Linked DNA regions of Homo sapiens: region 1 is linked to region 2. Evidence: read pairs that join two places in POLR2A ChIA-PET (ENCODE). Cell type or tissue: OCI-LY7. All regions are shown on one strand.

Evidence for each region. Peaks named below come from ENCODE experiments on the same cell type or tissue, not always from the same donor. Only the 100,000 strongest peaks of a DNase experiment are listed, where the experiment ranks them.
Region 1: POLR2A ChIA-PET joins it to region 2 with 5 read pairs; 4 of 35 experiments call an interaction of 5 or more read pairs at or near these places.

What each region holds. Positions count from the first base shown.
Region 1 is chr2:54,488,965-54,496,964 of GRCh38, reverse strand. All of the region lies in intron 1 of SPTBN1 (spectrin beta, non-erythrocytic 1), which reads right to left. It also overlaps the pseudogene C9orf85P1. Among named protein-coding and RNA genes, the nearest start is that of SPTBN1, 37 kb to the right of the region's middle. In OCI-LY7, no CTCF peak of the experiment used is centred here; a DNase peak (open chromatin) is centred at 3,394; H3K27ac peaks cover 696 bases.
Region 2 is chr2:54,118,139-54,126,138 of GRCh38, reverse strand. All of the region lies in intron 1 of ACYP2 (acylphosphatase 2), which reads right to left. Among named protein-coding and RNA genes, the nearest start is that of ACYP2, 6.5 kb to the right of the region's middle. In OCI-LY7, no CTCF peak of the experiment used is centred here; no DNase peak of the experiment used is centred here.

The DNA of each region.
Region 1 (8,000 bases), 370 kb before region 2:
ACCAAAATTTATTTAACCAAGTCCCTATTACAGGACACATAGTTGTTCACTATTCTCAATACTTCCATGAGCACAGTAATATCATTATAACCTTGTCCAATTATCTTCATAGGATAAATTTTCTAGAAGGAAACCAACTGCTCTACAGAAATGGACCCTCCCATCAACCTTGTACAGAGGGCCTGTTTCCTTCTACCTTAATCAGCGTCAAGTATTAAGTTTCTAAGATCACTGCAGGTCTCCAAAGTGATAGCTTGTTATTATCATTTGCAAGTCTGCTTACTAGTGATGATGGATATGTTTTCATATAAGTTGATCATTTATTTGGGTAAGTTACTAACATTCTGTGCTTCTGTCTACGTATCTGTTAAACAGAAAAATAACTGAACTTACATCTAGAACTGTTTTGATGACTAAATAAGTTAATACATGTGAAATGCTTCTAATAATATGTAGAAGATAAAAGTATTCCAAAAAAAATGTTAGCTGTTACTGTTATTCATACTTTTTTTTTTTTTTTTTTTTAAGACACGGAGTATCACTCTGTCGCCCAGGCTGGAGTGCAGTGGCGCAATCTCGGCTCACTGCAACCTCCGCCTCCTGGGTTCTAGCAATTCTCCAGCCTCAGCCTCCCGAGTAGCTGGGATTACAGGCGCCCGCCAACATGCCTGGCTAATTTTTTGTATTTTAGTAGAGACGGGGTTTCACTGTGTTGCCCAGGCTGGTCTCGAACTCCTGAGCTTAGGCAATCCACCCTGCCTCAGCCTCCCAAAGTTCTAGGATTACAGGTGTGAGTCATCGTGCCTGGCCTATTTATACTTTTTTTTAACATATTTCTGATATGGGGAGTAAATCTTCCTTTGGGAACAACAGAGTTCCCATAGATGGTTACTTTTTGGGAATAGCACAGATGAAATAATTATCACTGGGTAACAAAGAACTACTGTATAAGCCCATGTGTACTTCTAGAAGGGGACCATCCTCCCTTCATTTAGTTAAAATGTCTACTAGACCAAGGCTATTTTTCTTTAATATGAATTAAGAAACTGCACCTGTTAATAAAAAAATTAACTATATTCTTTGATTTACTTGCTTTTTAATAAAGTAATTATGGTTTTCCCAGAATTTTTAAACAAAATTATACAACCAAAAAAATCCCCAAAAGAGGTTATTGGTTAAATAAATCACCATACATATAATATGTAGACTCTCATGCATCAAATAAAAACAATGATATTTTATGTCTACATAAAACATGGAATAATGCTCAGAGGAAATAAAGGTAAAAACACATGCAAATTATGATTCTAATTTTGTTTTAAAACATACATATATCTGAAACAATATACACCAAAATGTTAAAAGTATTTAGCACTGGGTGGTGGGATTAAAGGCAATTTAAATTTTCTTATTTTTCTTAAGTGTATTTTCCTTAATTTCTACAGAGAACACTTTATTTTTGAAATGAAACATCTTAAGTATTTGTACAGGTAGGATTCCAATGTAGTCTGCAGTTTCCTGGACAACGCAGAACTGTCTAGCAAGACAGAGCCCTCTTGGACAACAAGGTTCTCCTAATATGATTTAAACAGATTTGAGGGGGTGGCATCACATAAGGGTTCCTTGAGCTCTGAACCTGGGATTCCTGCCTCTTCATCTTCCCAGAGTGGGCAAAGCCGAGTTGATTTTGTCTGTCCCCTGCTTACCACCCGTCAGTGATGTACAACGCTTTCAAAACAATGCTCCAAATGTATGGTCCCTGCTGTCCTCCAGACCAACCTCTGCCACACACCTGCAACCTCCTATGATTCTCAGAATTGCCTCTGAGATGCCCTCTCTACACTCGCCTCAAGCTCACCTCCTCCAGGGGGTCTTCATTGTACCTTCTGTGCCCACACCTGTCACAGCATTCCACACACTGCACTACACCTGTCAGCCCACTTCTGCCCCTGTTCTTGACTGTGAGCAGGCTGGATGAGATATAAAGAACGGTGCAATTGGCAGACAAGGGAAGACAGAACTTTTTTCAGGACATTTTTTTTTTTTTAAAAAAAAACAGCTTTATTCAGGTATAACTGATATACAATGTGCATATTACACAATTTGGCAAGTTTTGACCTATGTATATACCTGTGAAACCATCATTGCCATCAACAAAATGAGCATACCCATCACTCCTAAGTTTCCCATGCCTCTTTGGAGTCCATGCCTCCTGGCCCATCCTCACTTACCCTTATTCTCCACCTCCAGACGACCATGGATCTGCTTTCTGTCGCTAGAGATTAGTTTGTAATTTCTATATAAATGGAATCATACAGTTAGAACTCTTTTTTTGTCTGGCTGCTTACCCAGTATAATTATTCTCAGATTCACTGATGTTGCTACATATACCAATAGTTTGTTTTTACTGCTGAATAGTATACCATTAAATGGCTACAACAGTTTGTTTATCCATTCACCCATGATGGACATGTAGGTTGTTTCCAGTTTGGGGTTACTACAAATAAAGCTGCTATAAACATTTGTGTATTTTTTTTGTACGAATATGTGTTTTCATTTCATTCCTAGGTATCTCTAGTTAAATACCTCGGAATTGAATGTCTGGGTAATATCACAGGTCATACTGTAATTTGTTAAAAAAACTGCAAGTTGTTTAAAACAATGAGCAGACAAGGACTCAAATGCACCAGAGGAATATCCTCTTAAAAGATAAGTCCTTTTTAAAAGGGATGATGAGTCACTTTATAATGTGAATAATCATCCTCTGTAATTTTTAAAATATTCACATTTTAAATTTCTCAAGTAAGTCATGTCTGTATTAATTACAATTATGTAAAAACTTGCACTCTGTCTGCTGTCCAATTCCTACACCGTACCTCATTCTTTTCAGGATTTGGGTAGCACCATTAATTGCATTTTTCTCTGTACTCTCTACAGTGGCATTTATGAGAAAGAGCATGACACTGTGATTATCTTCAAGTGTTGAAGGAGGACCCTTTCTTTGCATGTGTTCCAAGTAAAGAGAGTAACCCACTCACGTGACTTTGGGGAAGTTATATTAACTTCTGTTGTCTTTGATAGACACCCTATCATCACTCACATTTGAATGTAAGGTATCAGGGGTCTCCAGTTTAAGAGGCTATTAAGTAATACAACATGGGCTACACAAAGAAAAGCAATTTCACCTGCAAATATCTATGTTGGCACTTAGTCTTGGACCCTCTTCTTCAATTTTAACCTAAATTCAGAACACATAAAAATAAGGCCAGGTGTGGTGGCTCATGCCTGTAATCCCAACACTTTGGGAGGCCAAGGCAGGTGGATAACTTGAGGCAAGGAGTTCAAGACTAGCCGGGCCAACATGTCAAAACCTTGTCTCTACTAAAAATACAAAAATTAGCCAGGCGTGGTGATACACACCTGTAGTCCCAGTTACTCTGCTGAGGCACAAGAATCACTTGAATCTGGGAGGGGGAGGTTGCAGTGAGCTGAGATCACGCCACTGCACTCCAGTCTGCGTGACAAGAGTTAGACTGTCTCCCCCAACCCCCCAAAAAAGAAAACACAAAACACACAATTTATAGAATATATATGTAAGAGCAACCCAGAACACAGAAGGAAATTATAAGAAAACTAGAAACATCAAGATATGCTCCTTAGGCCGGGTGCGGTGGTTCATGCCTGTAATTCCAACACTTTGGGAGGCTGAGGTGGGAGGATTACTGAAGCCCAGGAGTTTGAGACCAGCCTGGGCAACATGGCGAAACCCCATCTCTACAAAACATGCAAAAATCAGCCAGGCATGGTGGTGTGTGCCTGTGGTCCCAGATACGCAGCAGGCTGAGGTGGGAGAATCCCTTGAACCCAGGAAGCGGAGGTTGCAGTGAGCTCTGATTGTGCCACTGCACTTCAGTCTGGGCAATAGAGTGAGACCCTGTCTCAAAAAAAAAAAAAAAAAAAAAAGATATGTTATTTAGTTCTATCTAAACTTTAAAAAAGGATTAGATTTTCTGATGGACACTGTATTCAATATTCTGCAGACATATTAAACTGCACAACAATTTTCTAAACACAGTTTTTAAAGGATCTGAGTGTAATAGCATAACAGAGCTAAACAGAGTCTGATAGCTTTTATTATTTCTATTAACTTTTCTGCTCTAGTTTATACAAGCCAATAAATCTCATTCTATTCCACATGAAAGGAAATCCACTCAGTAGTCAATTACATTTCTACATCAGGCTGGGGGTATCTTTGCTTGAGACATAAGAGACGTGTCCATGTGTCCTCAGCATGAAGACTGCTGTAACTTACATAAATGTTCCAGAAGCAAACCTTTTCAGTAAAAACCAAACCCCATATAAAATGTTACTAGCTTGCCTAAGTTCGAAGGCATCTACCACAGCAGTCAGTCAGTTGGTGCAAAGGGCAGTAGGTCCACCACCTGCAGTGAGGTCACAGGAATGACACAGCCTTTGAAAAAGGTGTTAAGTAAAACTCCTCAGACCCAGCAAATCCACTTTCAGGGATCTAGGGGAAAAGGCAACTTCAGATAAAAATATGAATGCAGTGATGCTCATCACTGTGCTTTTCTATAGTAGCAAAAAAAAAAAAAAACAAAAAAACAACTGCAGACAAACTAAATGTCCAGTAATAGGGCACACCTACTTTAGAAATAGGGTACACCTACTTTATACAGCCATAAAAAGTGTTTTCAAAACAATTTTTTAGCATGAATACAACCCATAAAAACAAAGGGTATAAAAATGTGAGTGTATATGTGAGCGCAAACCGTAAACTGGACCAGAATTATAGCATGGCTTAGCTCTAGGATTACAGGAATATTCTTTAATGTATTACTCTCATATTCAGAAGTTATTTTTTAAATTATGGTATATCCTAAAAATAATTATCTTGAGGTCTCTTGTTAAAAGCTCTTAAAATACCACATTATTTCTCTGGAAACATCTAAAGAACAAAATTTGTTTACCAGCCATGCTGCCTATTTCTTTAAGGGCCTATTTGCAAAGCCTAATAGAAAAATTTGGATTTAAAAAAGAGAGAAACAAACTGGGTGCAGTGGCTCATGACTGTAATCCCAGCACTTTGGGAGGCAAGGTGGAGGACTGCCTGAGCCTAGAAGTTCAAGACCAGCCTGGGCAACACGGCGAGACCTCGTCTCTACCAAAAAATAAAAAGAAAAGAAAAGTTAGCTAGGTATGGCAGCATGCATCTGTGGTCCCAGCCACACCAAGAGGCTGAGGCAGAAGGACTGCTTGAGCCAAGGAGGTTGAGACTGCAGTGAAGTGTGTTTGCACCACTGCACTCCAGCCTGGGTGACAGCCTTGTCTCCAAAAAAAAAAGAGAGAGAAATTAGAAGTAAATTACTTAAAAATGATTACTTGAACCACAGAATTTAAATGTTTATGATTACAAAGCATTTAAGATATGATATTCAAAAGTTTACTTTAAATGGCAGCTCTTCAGGAACATATTTACTCCAAGAAGTTATTCTTACATAAGATGACCAAGAATTTCTGATCAGTCCTTCATCAAGAATGTCAACCACAACAGCTCAAATCCTATTATCTAGTTGGTAATGAAATTTTTTTCTACCTAAGTGTAGAATGGTCGAAAGAGAAAATGTGACCTTCAATCCTTGAGTATGGTTTTGGAGACTTTTCACAATCTATTACTATGTGAAAAAGAAGGTAAATCCTCACAGTGACAGGCTATGATGCCAGGGGAATCTTCCTGTCGGTTAAGTTTATTAACAGTTTTTCTGGACCCCAAAATTTACAAAGTCTAACCTTGACCTTAGTAAGGTCCCTTAGAGTTTCTTAACCAAATTATTGCCACAACTTCCTGACTGGTTTCCCTGCTCTGAATTTTGCCCAACTGAAATCCATCCTCTTCCATGCCAGAGCTCAAACGAGCTTTGAAGAACACACAAGCTTGACTAAAATGTTTCACCACCCTCCTCACTTGTCTTTTGGGTAAAACCTCCTCTCAAGGCATGCAAGAGTTTTTGCCTGGCCTCAGCTCCCTTCACTCTTCAACACAGCCCTCTTTATTCCAGCCACAGCAGAAGAGGTCCTCAAAACACACTGTTTTCTCTCTCCCTGGCTTTCTGCCTGCTGTTCCCCTGCGTGGGACTCTCCCACACCTTAATCTTTCCAACTAACACTAATCATTTTTCAAGAGTCACCTCCAGCCTCATCCTTCTTCACTAAGCTGTCCCCATCCCTCCCATCTGGCATCTACCTGAATAAGATGCCTATTGACCAGACTGAAGCCCAAGCCCATCTTTGCTACTAAGGTGGTTATCCAACTTAATACAATAAAGCATGTCCGCTACTAAGGGGAAATTCAGGAACAGCAGATTAATAAGATAGCCAATTACTTCAAAGTGCTTATTCCCAATCAGAAATTTCTGGAGAATCACATCACCATTTTCAGTGATTTCAAGATTGTTCAAATTTCCTAGTAAATATTTTCCTATTTTGTGGACCCCATCTGAATTAAAGTGCCACCAGAGGGGATCCCTTAAATACTTTCTGAATTTAGAAATCTGTTTATAAAATCTTCATAAACAGGCCAGGCACTGTGGCTCTTGCCTGTACTCCTAGCACTTTGGGAGGTCGAAGCGAGCGGATCACCTGAGGTCAGGAGTTCAAGACCAGCCTGGCCAACATGGTGAAACCCTGTCTCTACTAAAAATACAAAAGTTAGCAGGGCATGGTGGCACGCAGCTGTAATCCCAGCTACTCAGGAGGCTGAAAGAAGAGAATCGCTTGAACCTGGGAGGCGGAGGTTGCAGTGAGCTGAGATTGCACTCCAGCCTGGGTGACAAGTGCAACTCCGCCTCACAAAAAAAAAAAAAAAAATTCATAAACTTGTTTTCCATTCTCTGTCATCACTCCAGCAAAACTGCACAGATTTTTGGGGTGTTCTGTGAGACCAGCAAGAATGGTTAATGCCGAGGTTCTCTCATGTTCTTATAGAAACACAGCTAGAATTACAAACATTTTAGGCTCATAGGTCTTCTCGTTGATCCAGAAAAATCCAACTGATAAAAACCACATTAGGAAGATTATATCAAAGTAAAGGACATCTTCTATAAATAACCTACATTCTCAGGAGTGTTTTCCAAAACATTCCCAATTAGAGATTGCTAAATGTATGCACGCTCTTTGTAAAAGCTCTTAATCATCTGCAACTGTCATCAGCTCTCAAATCAGAATTGTGATTTTTGGGTTTTTTTTGAGACAGGGTGCCCTCTCTCTGTCAGCCTGGCTGGAGTGCAGTGGCACGATCTCAGCTCACTGCAACCTCCACCTCCCAGGTTCAAGTGATTCTCATGCCTCAGCCTTCCAAGAACAGAGATTACAGATGCACACCACCACGCCTGGCTAATTTTTGTATTTTTAGTAAGACGGGGTTTCACCATGTTGGCCAGGCTGGTCTCAAACTCCTGGCCTTAAGTGATCCACCCACTTCAGCCTCCCAAAGTGCTGGGATTACAGGTGTGAGCCACCACATCCGGCTTAGAATTATGATTCTAAAAATCAGCAACTTGCAACTGCATATTGCCATATTTTTTCAAGGTACTTTCAGTTATACCATTTACTATTTTTTTTTTTTTTGAGACAGGGTCTCACTCTGTTGCCCAGGTTGGAGCACAGTGGCATGATCATGGCTCACTATAGCCTCAACTTCCTGGGCTCAAGTGATCCTCCTGCCTCTACCTCCTGAGTAGGTGGGACTGTAGGCACACACCACCATGCCTGGTTTTTTTTTTTTTTTTTTTTTTTTAAATACAGACCAGGTTTTGCCTAGGCTAGTCTTGAACTCCTGAGCTCAAGTGATCCTTCCACCTCAGCCTCCCCAAGTGCTGGGATTACAGGCATGAGCTACCATGTCTGGCCAATTACAGCATTTTATTTGGTCCCATTTTTGTCATTCATTTCTTAATGTCAAATCCCAGCATTAAAAGTTATTT
Region 2 (8,000 bases):
TGTTTTTAAATGTTTCTCAAATAAATCTCCTTTTTATTTTTATTTATTTATTTTTTTTGAGTCGGAGTCTCTCTCTGTCGCCCAGGCTGGAGTGCAGTGGTGCAATCTCCGCTCACTGCAACCTCCTTCTCCCAGGTTCAAGCAATTCTTCCGCCTCAACCTCCCGAGTAGCTGGGATTATAGGCGTGCACCACCATGCCCAGCTAATTTTTGTATTTTTAGTAGAAACCAGGTTTCTCCATGTTGGTCAGGCTGGTCTTGAATGCCTGACCTCAAGTGATTGCCCACCTCGGCCCCCCAAAGTGCTGGGATTACAGGCGTGAGCCACTGTGCCCAGCCTGAATCCCCTTTTTAATATGTTTAAAAACTAGTTTTGTTTTTGTTTTTTGAGACATAGTCTCGTTCTTGTTCCCCAGGCTGGAGTGCAATGGCACGATCTCGGCTCACTGCAACCTCCACCTCCCAGGTTCAAGCAATTCTCCTGCCTCAGCCTCCTGAGTAGCTGGGATTACAGGCGCCTGCCACCATCTCCAGCTAAGTTTTGTATTTTTAGTAGAGACAGGGTTTCACCATGTTGGCCAGGCTGGTCTCAAACTCCTGACCTCTGGTTATCTGCTCGCCTCGGCCTCCCAAAGTGCTGGGATTACAGGTATGAACCACCGTGCCTGGCCAAAAATTAGTATTTTAAATACTCTTTGAATGATTTTTTCCAGATTATATTTTTGGGATTTTTGATCTTTCAGAACTGTGATTTGGGGGATTTTAGACTTTAAGGATTTTGATGTTTTGGAATTTCAACATGCAAGATTATGGCGTTTGGAATTGTATCTTTCAGGATTATGGCCCAAACACACATAGTATATACATAACAAAAGACATAAAAACCACAAGACTTTAAAAATAAATGGTCAAATTGGTTGTTTTATAGAATATACAGGATTTGGGGTTGGAAACTGGAGCAGGATATGGTAGCTGTTGCTTTTTATCACCAGCTTTTCTATACTGTTTTGAGTTTTTTTTTTTAAATCCATGTGCATATGTTAATTTGGTTTAAATTTTCAAAGTTTTAAATTTAAAAGCATTTGGGGCAGGGCATGGTGGCTCATGCCTGTAATCCCAGCACTTTGGGAAGACAAGGCAGATGAATTGCTTGAGTCCAGAGTTCAAGACCAGCCTGGGCAACATGGTGAAACCCCATCTCTACAAAAAATATGAATACAAAACGTAGCTGGGCATGACAGTACATGCCTCTAGTTAGCACATGCGTCTTAGATAGCACATGATAGCACTTGCCTCTAGTCCCAGCTATTAGGGAGGATAGAGTGGGGGAGGATCAATTGAGCCTGTGAGGTCGAGATTGCAGTGAGCTGTGATCACACTGCTGCACTCTAGCCTGGGTGACAGAGCAAGACTCTGTTTCAAACAAATAAAAAAACAAATAAAAGCATTTTTAACTATGAATGGTAACAATACACACATGCATTTATTAAATCTTAAAACAGTAAGTTTGAGGCACAATTTTTGGTTAAATTCATACTTCTTGACAAACTGGGTGGATAATAAAAGTGTCACCCATTGCTTAAGGCAGTAATAGATGGAAATAAACAAGGCTGAAATAAATCATATAGAAAAGATTCAATATGGGCTGGGCGTGGTGGCTCACACCTGTAATCCCAGCACTTTGGGAGGCCGAGGAGGGTGGATCACCTGAGATCGGGAGTTCAAGACCAGCCTGACCAACATGGAGAAACCCCGTCTCTACTAAAAATACAAAAAATTAGCCAGGCGTGGTGGCACATGCCTATAATCCCAGCTACACAGGAGGCTGAGGCAGGATAATCACTTGAACCTGGTAGGCGGAGGTTGCGGTGAGCCCACATCGCGCCATTGCACTCCAGCCTGGGCAACAAGAATGAAACTCTGTCTCAAAAAAAAAAAAAAAGATTCAATATGAACTTAATAGAAATTTAGGTTGTTTTTGGTTACGGAGCCAGTGTTTTGAAGGAGAGGTTATGGACACAAGATCACAATCTTTTTGTAATGTGTCCTTTTGTGTCACTACTTGGGAAAAAAACATCAAATGTAATAATTGTTTAGAAGTGTATTTAATATATGAACGACTGTGACAGGCACAGCTAGTTGCATACCCCAAATCCATTCTCCCATTCTTCCCTTCTAACAGAACTCTGATTTTACTTGGGGCAGCAATGTGCCAGTTGATGTTTCCCAGACTTCCTTATAGTGGGGATGGCCAATGAAATGTAAGCCGTATCACTGGTTGGGACTTTCAAGACAGCTCTTCAACAGGGGCTGACTTGGCTGGGAGTTAGTGGTTTCTCCATGTCGGGGTATTGCACTGGTACCCTTTTTTCTCCTAATCATGGTATGAATATTATGATTGGAGCTAAGCAGCAATCTTGAAATCTTGAGGGAGAGGCCAAGGACATCAGAGACTTTGTCCCTGACTTCCCTGAGGCACTTTAACATGCCAGGGGATGGAGGAAGAAGTGGGGAATGGGGGAATGAGGTGGGGAATGGGAAGCAGCTGGTAAAGGGAAGGAGGGGTGATGGAAATGTTCTGGAATTAATGGTAATGCTGCAAAACATTGTGAATATACTAAAAACTACTGTATATTTAGTGTTATGTAAATTATATCTCAATTTTGTTAATGCCACACACACAAAAAAAGGAAAGCAGAAAACAGGACTATGATGTAGTCCTTCCTACCTCTATTTGTAGAACAAGGGCAGTCATTCTCCAATTTTGCTTACCGTACAACCTCCCTGACTTTTTCCTATCACTCCATACCAAAACAACTGCAGTGAAGATCCTCTTGAAGTACGGCAAGTAGAACTAAATGACTGAGCTCTCTCTAGATTTTATAACTTATTTCTGCAGGAGAAAGCATCTTTCTCTCTAGCGGAAATTCCTTCTGTGAGGAGGCGTATCATTAGTGTGTCATTCCTGGCTACTTTCTACCCTGCCCTTGTCACAGGGACATGCAGTGACTCATCTACTGGGTAAATTTAGAAGGAGAAACATGCACAGCCCAGGCATGTCCTCTTCTTCCTCCCGCTGGGAGCAAGTTACCCACAGGGATCATACTTCTGGCTCTACCCTAGAGTAGCCTCCCTGTGCCTGAAGTTTGGGGTGGCCACTGTTTAATTCTGTAGTACAGGTCATTATAAAGTCCACTTACCTGCAGATAGACATCACATTCCTAAAACTCCGCTTTACTCTTTGTCTTGACAGTAACTCACACAATGAAGATAGGTGTTATTTGTTGGGCCCCTCAAACTACAACTCTTATTTTAAAGCCTTGGGAGGAAGGTGAGCCAAGGAGTCTCAAGACTTCTAGCCCATTAACTCTGCAAGGCACTGAACCATGCAGGAATCAACTGCTCAAAGTTTCATAAGCCACCAGGAATTTTCCCAGAATCTTTCTGAGAGTCCTGATTCCTAGTATGAAGCATACTGCACAACAGATAGATATCTATATAGAAAGAAAAGGTAGATGTGGAGACATTTTTCTGCACTTTATCAGTGTTGGCTGGAACACAGCCCTCTTGGGACAGGGCTTCTGTAGGAGATTTATCTATGGGCTTTCGTGGCCTCCCCATACTTTTTCCACCTCACTTGCTGAAGAGAAGGAAAGCTGATATGACACATGCAGGTTTTTTACAGACACTCTGCTCTGGAAACTGGGGCAGACATCAGCCCTTTTGGTGATAAAAGACTCCAGCACGATATGCTGCTCAGTCAAGGTCCAGTCCACTACAACTGTACCTCACTTTGTGGAAAGAGGTGTCAGTGAGAAACCCTGAGAGGAATGTTTGCAAAGTAAATCATACTTTGAATTGACAAACACACACTGATATTTAAAGAAACCTGTGATGAGTTTTAAATGTCAACACCTTTTCATGTAAAATCCTATTTTTTATATTGTAACCTACCATTTCATCCTGGGATCTGACTGCATGTGTCAATTTTGAATGCAGGAAGTGATCTATATGCTGCCTTACAAAGCAGCCCTTAATGACTGTAAATATCTTTAATTGTTACAAAGCTTTCCTTATGTGGAATAAAATTCTGCCTTACTTAACCTTTCACCATCAGTCCAGGTTCTGTTCCCTGGAGCCATACACCACGGCATCTTTCAAACAGTTAAAACAGCCATCACACTACAATTTCTTCTCCAAGCCAGATATCCCCAAATACTTCAATTTAATTCAGTTCACTTTTGAAGGACCCACTAGAGGCGTAGCCGTGTAGGGGATATGAAAACAAGCCACCAGCCTGACCTTCAAAATACTGTCATTATTTTCTAGTGAGAGACACATACAAGTGTACACAGATAACTGTAGCTGAAAGCAGAATGATTAAAAGGATAAACACAAAGTATAACTACTATAAATAAAATACTATAAGAACAAAGACAGGAGAGGGAATTAGAGTTAACCATATTTATGTTTCTTGACTTTAATGGTGGTACTTAATATTTTCAACCTCTAAAACACAGCTTTTCCATTTACTTGTCTATGTAAGAAAAATGTGTACTTCTAAATCATGCATTATCTGACAAAGCCATTTAATAATTCATCCCAGTTTTCATTTTAAGCAATATTTAAGAAATATGGTATTCATCTCAGTTATAGCAGTAGGAAACAGACAAATTCCTCGGTAGACAGGGACAGGTCTCCGGTGAAACCAGACCTTCAAGTGAAACCTGAAACCGAGTTGCCAGTTCCAGGTGGAGTCCACAACCAGAGTGAGAACTTCCTCGATGCCTTTTAGCCAACTGAATGGTGCTTTTTCCAGGCCCACCCATGGAACAATTAGCATACACCCCATTCTGAGCCCATAAAAACCCCAGACTCAGCCTTACAGATGGCTATCCACTTTCAGGCCCCCTCTCACACAGAGGGCTACCCACTTCGGGTCCCCTCTCTTTATCGAGAGCTTTTCTGTCAGTCAATAAAATTCTTCTCTGCCTTGTTCACTCTCCAGTGTCCGCGTACCTCATTCCTCTTGGTCATGGGACAAGAGCGAATGGCAGGTGCAAAAAGAGCTGTAACATATGCTCATGCTCGCCGAGCTATAGGAGTGAAAAAACCATTGTGTGCCAACATGCCCCCATTTGCTGAGCTGCAGGCAGCAGGACCCAATGAGTTGTGACACGCTCCCATTCACTGAAGCTGCAGACAGCAGAAATGAACGACAGTGTAACACTTTCTGGAGGCTCAGGCCTCAGGACTCCCCAAGCAAAAGCTGTAACACACCTTGGGGCTCTGTGGTTGCTGGCATCTCCAAGTTATTGGGCACTGCCACATCCCCCTCATCCAGACACCAGCATCCAAGGTAGAAGTTGGTCACGGCACCCCTGGACCAGCTGCGGGCTGACCACAGAGCCAAGGCAAGCGCAGGATCCAGACCAGTAGCACAGCCTGAGCGCAGTCTGCTGGGCCAAGTGGGCAGAGTAAGCCCAGTGGGCCCAAGCAAAGCCTGGGCAGAGGTGCCACTAGCCGTGGAGATTTCTGGCTGGCAAAGTGGCACTGAAAGAATTCTGTGTCATCAGTAGTCAAATAAGCTACTCTTATTCTAAAAAAACTCAGTCAAAAAAAAATTCTAAGCACATGTATACCAACAGATAGTCACAATGCATTTCTAGGAGTGTCATTAGTATTCCCCTGAGAGCTGGTAAAGCATCAAAGCATCTATACACAGCATAATCAATTTCCCTTTCAAATTTTCAGATTATATTATTCTAGATGTAAATATAATTAAACATCTATAGAAACATTATAAACCAGGCCACAGTTACAAACACTCTAAAAGCACAGGGGCTCAGTCCCCAGCTCTCTTAACCCTCTCCCAAAGTCCTTGATGCAAGGGAAGTTGATGGGGAAAAAACGTGGAGCTCCTTGAGAATGTGAAGATTTTTTAAAGTACAGGATGAAAAGAGAGAGAGAAAAAAAAGAGTAACTTTAGAGTGGAGAAACCAGACAAACACTATCACAGCCAGGTGATCAAGGTTAACATCAACAGTGATAAGTCAGATTGACAGTATATACCCTTGATAGGTGTGACAAGAGCAGCACTTCACCTCTGTGGTCTTCCTTCCAATACCCCATTATCCCAGTCTTATCATAACAAAAATATCAGACAAATCCCAATTGGGGAGCATTCTACAAAGTACTTGACCTCAAAGTACTCCTTAAAACTGCCAACGTCATCGACAACAAGGTAAGTCTAACAGAATGTCACAGCCTCAAGGAGCCTGAGGAGGCAAGGGGGCTAAATGTATCTGGATGGGATCCTGGAACCAAAAAAAAGACATTAGGTAAAAACTAAGGAAACCTTGAAAAAAGTAAGGACTTTAGTTCATAATAATGTATCCATATTGGCTTAAACCAGTTGTACGGTCCCTATACTAACAACACATCATTTTTGGTTGGAAAACGTTTTCTGCAATAAACTCAAGCAAGCCAATTTAATTCATTGATCAATTTTCCATACAGGAGGGTTAAAACATTTTCCATTTTTTCCATGTTCACTTTCATGTCATTGAAACAATTTTCACTGGGAATAGTTTCCACTCAAATATTTTAATGATGACTTTATCAATCCGTATTTTGTCCATAATAAATGTTCCCAATTATAGGTTCTTCCATTGCGAATTTACTTTCATAGCCATTATTTCTAACAAGACAGTTTTCACTAAAATTTTATTATTCCATACTTTATTTATTTTATTGTTTCTTTAGAGACAGTCTCACTCTGTTGCCCAGGCTAGTGGCTCATGCTTATAAGGCCAGAACTTTGTGAGGCCGAGGTGGGAGGCTTGCTTGAGGCCAGGAGTTCAAAACCAGCCTAGTCAACATAGTGAGACTCCCTCTCTACCAAGGAAAAATTAAAAAGTTAGCTGGGCATGGTGACTCATGCCTGTAGTCCCAACTACTCAAGAGGAGGCTGAGGCAGGAAGATCATATGAGCCCAGGAGCTCAAGGCTGCAGTGAGCTATGATCTTGCCCGGGTGACATAATGAGACCCTGTTAAAAAAAAAAAAAAAAAAAAAAAAAAAAAAAAGACTACTAAGATTCAAATCCCACTTCTTAACTTGTGTATAACTGGGAAAGAAGTTACTTCCCCACGCCTCAATGTCTCCATCTGTTAAATGAGAAAAACCATTGCAGTTACAGGGATGAGGATTAAATGAGACAATATATGTAAAATGTTGAGTACAGAGCTTGGCACATTCTAAATTGTCAGGGAATGTCAATGTAGATGTATGTAAATATGTGATGGTGAGTTTGTACTACATACTATGCCTTGATCAATAGTGGGCATGTACTCTCTTCCATTTAGCATACTGCAAACTATAGGAATTATTGCCCTAAAGTTGACTTTTTAAACCCCACTATTTATGTATAGTACGTTTCTCTTTTCCATATTTTTACTGCTGGTCCAAATTGATTATATACCGTGTTACCACTATGTGCACAAAAGTGGAATTGTATAGTTAATAGAAATATATAATGTAATAGCAGATAACATCTTATAATGGGAAAGCACAACTTTTAAAGTCAGAGAGATGTAGAATCAAATCCCATTTGTCAACTAAGGGCTTGTCCAAGTTACTGAATCTCTGTGCACCTGTTTTGTCCTTGTTAAAACAGGAATAAGACATGCATCTCACAAAATTGTGATGATTAAGTAAACAACAGTGAAATGCTCAGCACAAAGAACACCCATAATAAATGTCACACATTCACACACACACACAGACTCCTTCACTACTGCCATTTGTCTCTAGTGGACCATTCTGTCAGGTGATCTTTGCCACCACTTTCGTATTTTACATTACGTGTTTTGGTGACTTATTGTGGCAGTTTTCAAAGCAGGATAACATACCGCTGGGTTCACTCAAAGACTTTCTAAAGAGTACAGATCCATGCATAATGTTCAGGGAATCAATTTCCAGATCTTCAACTTCCACATA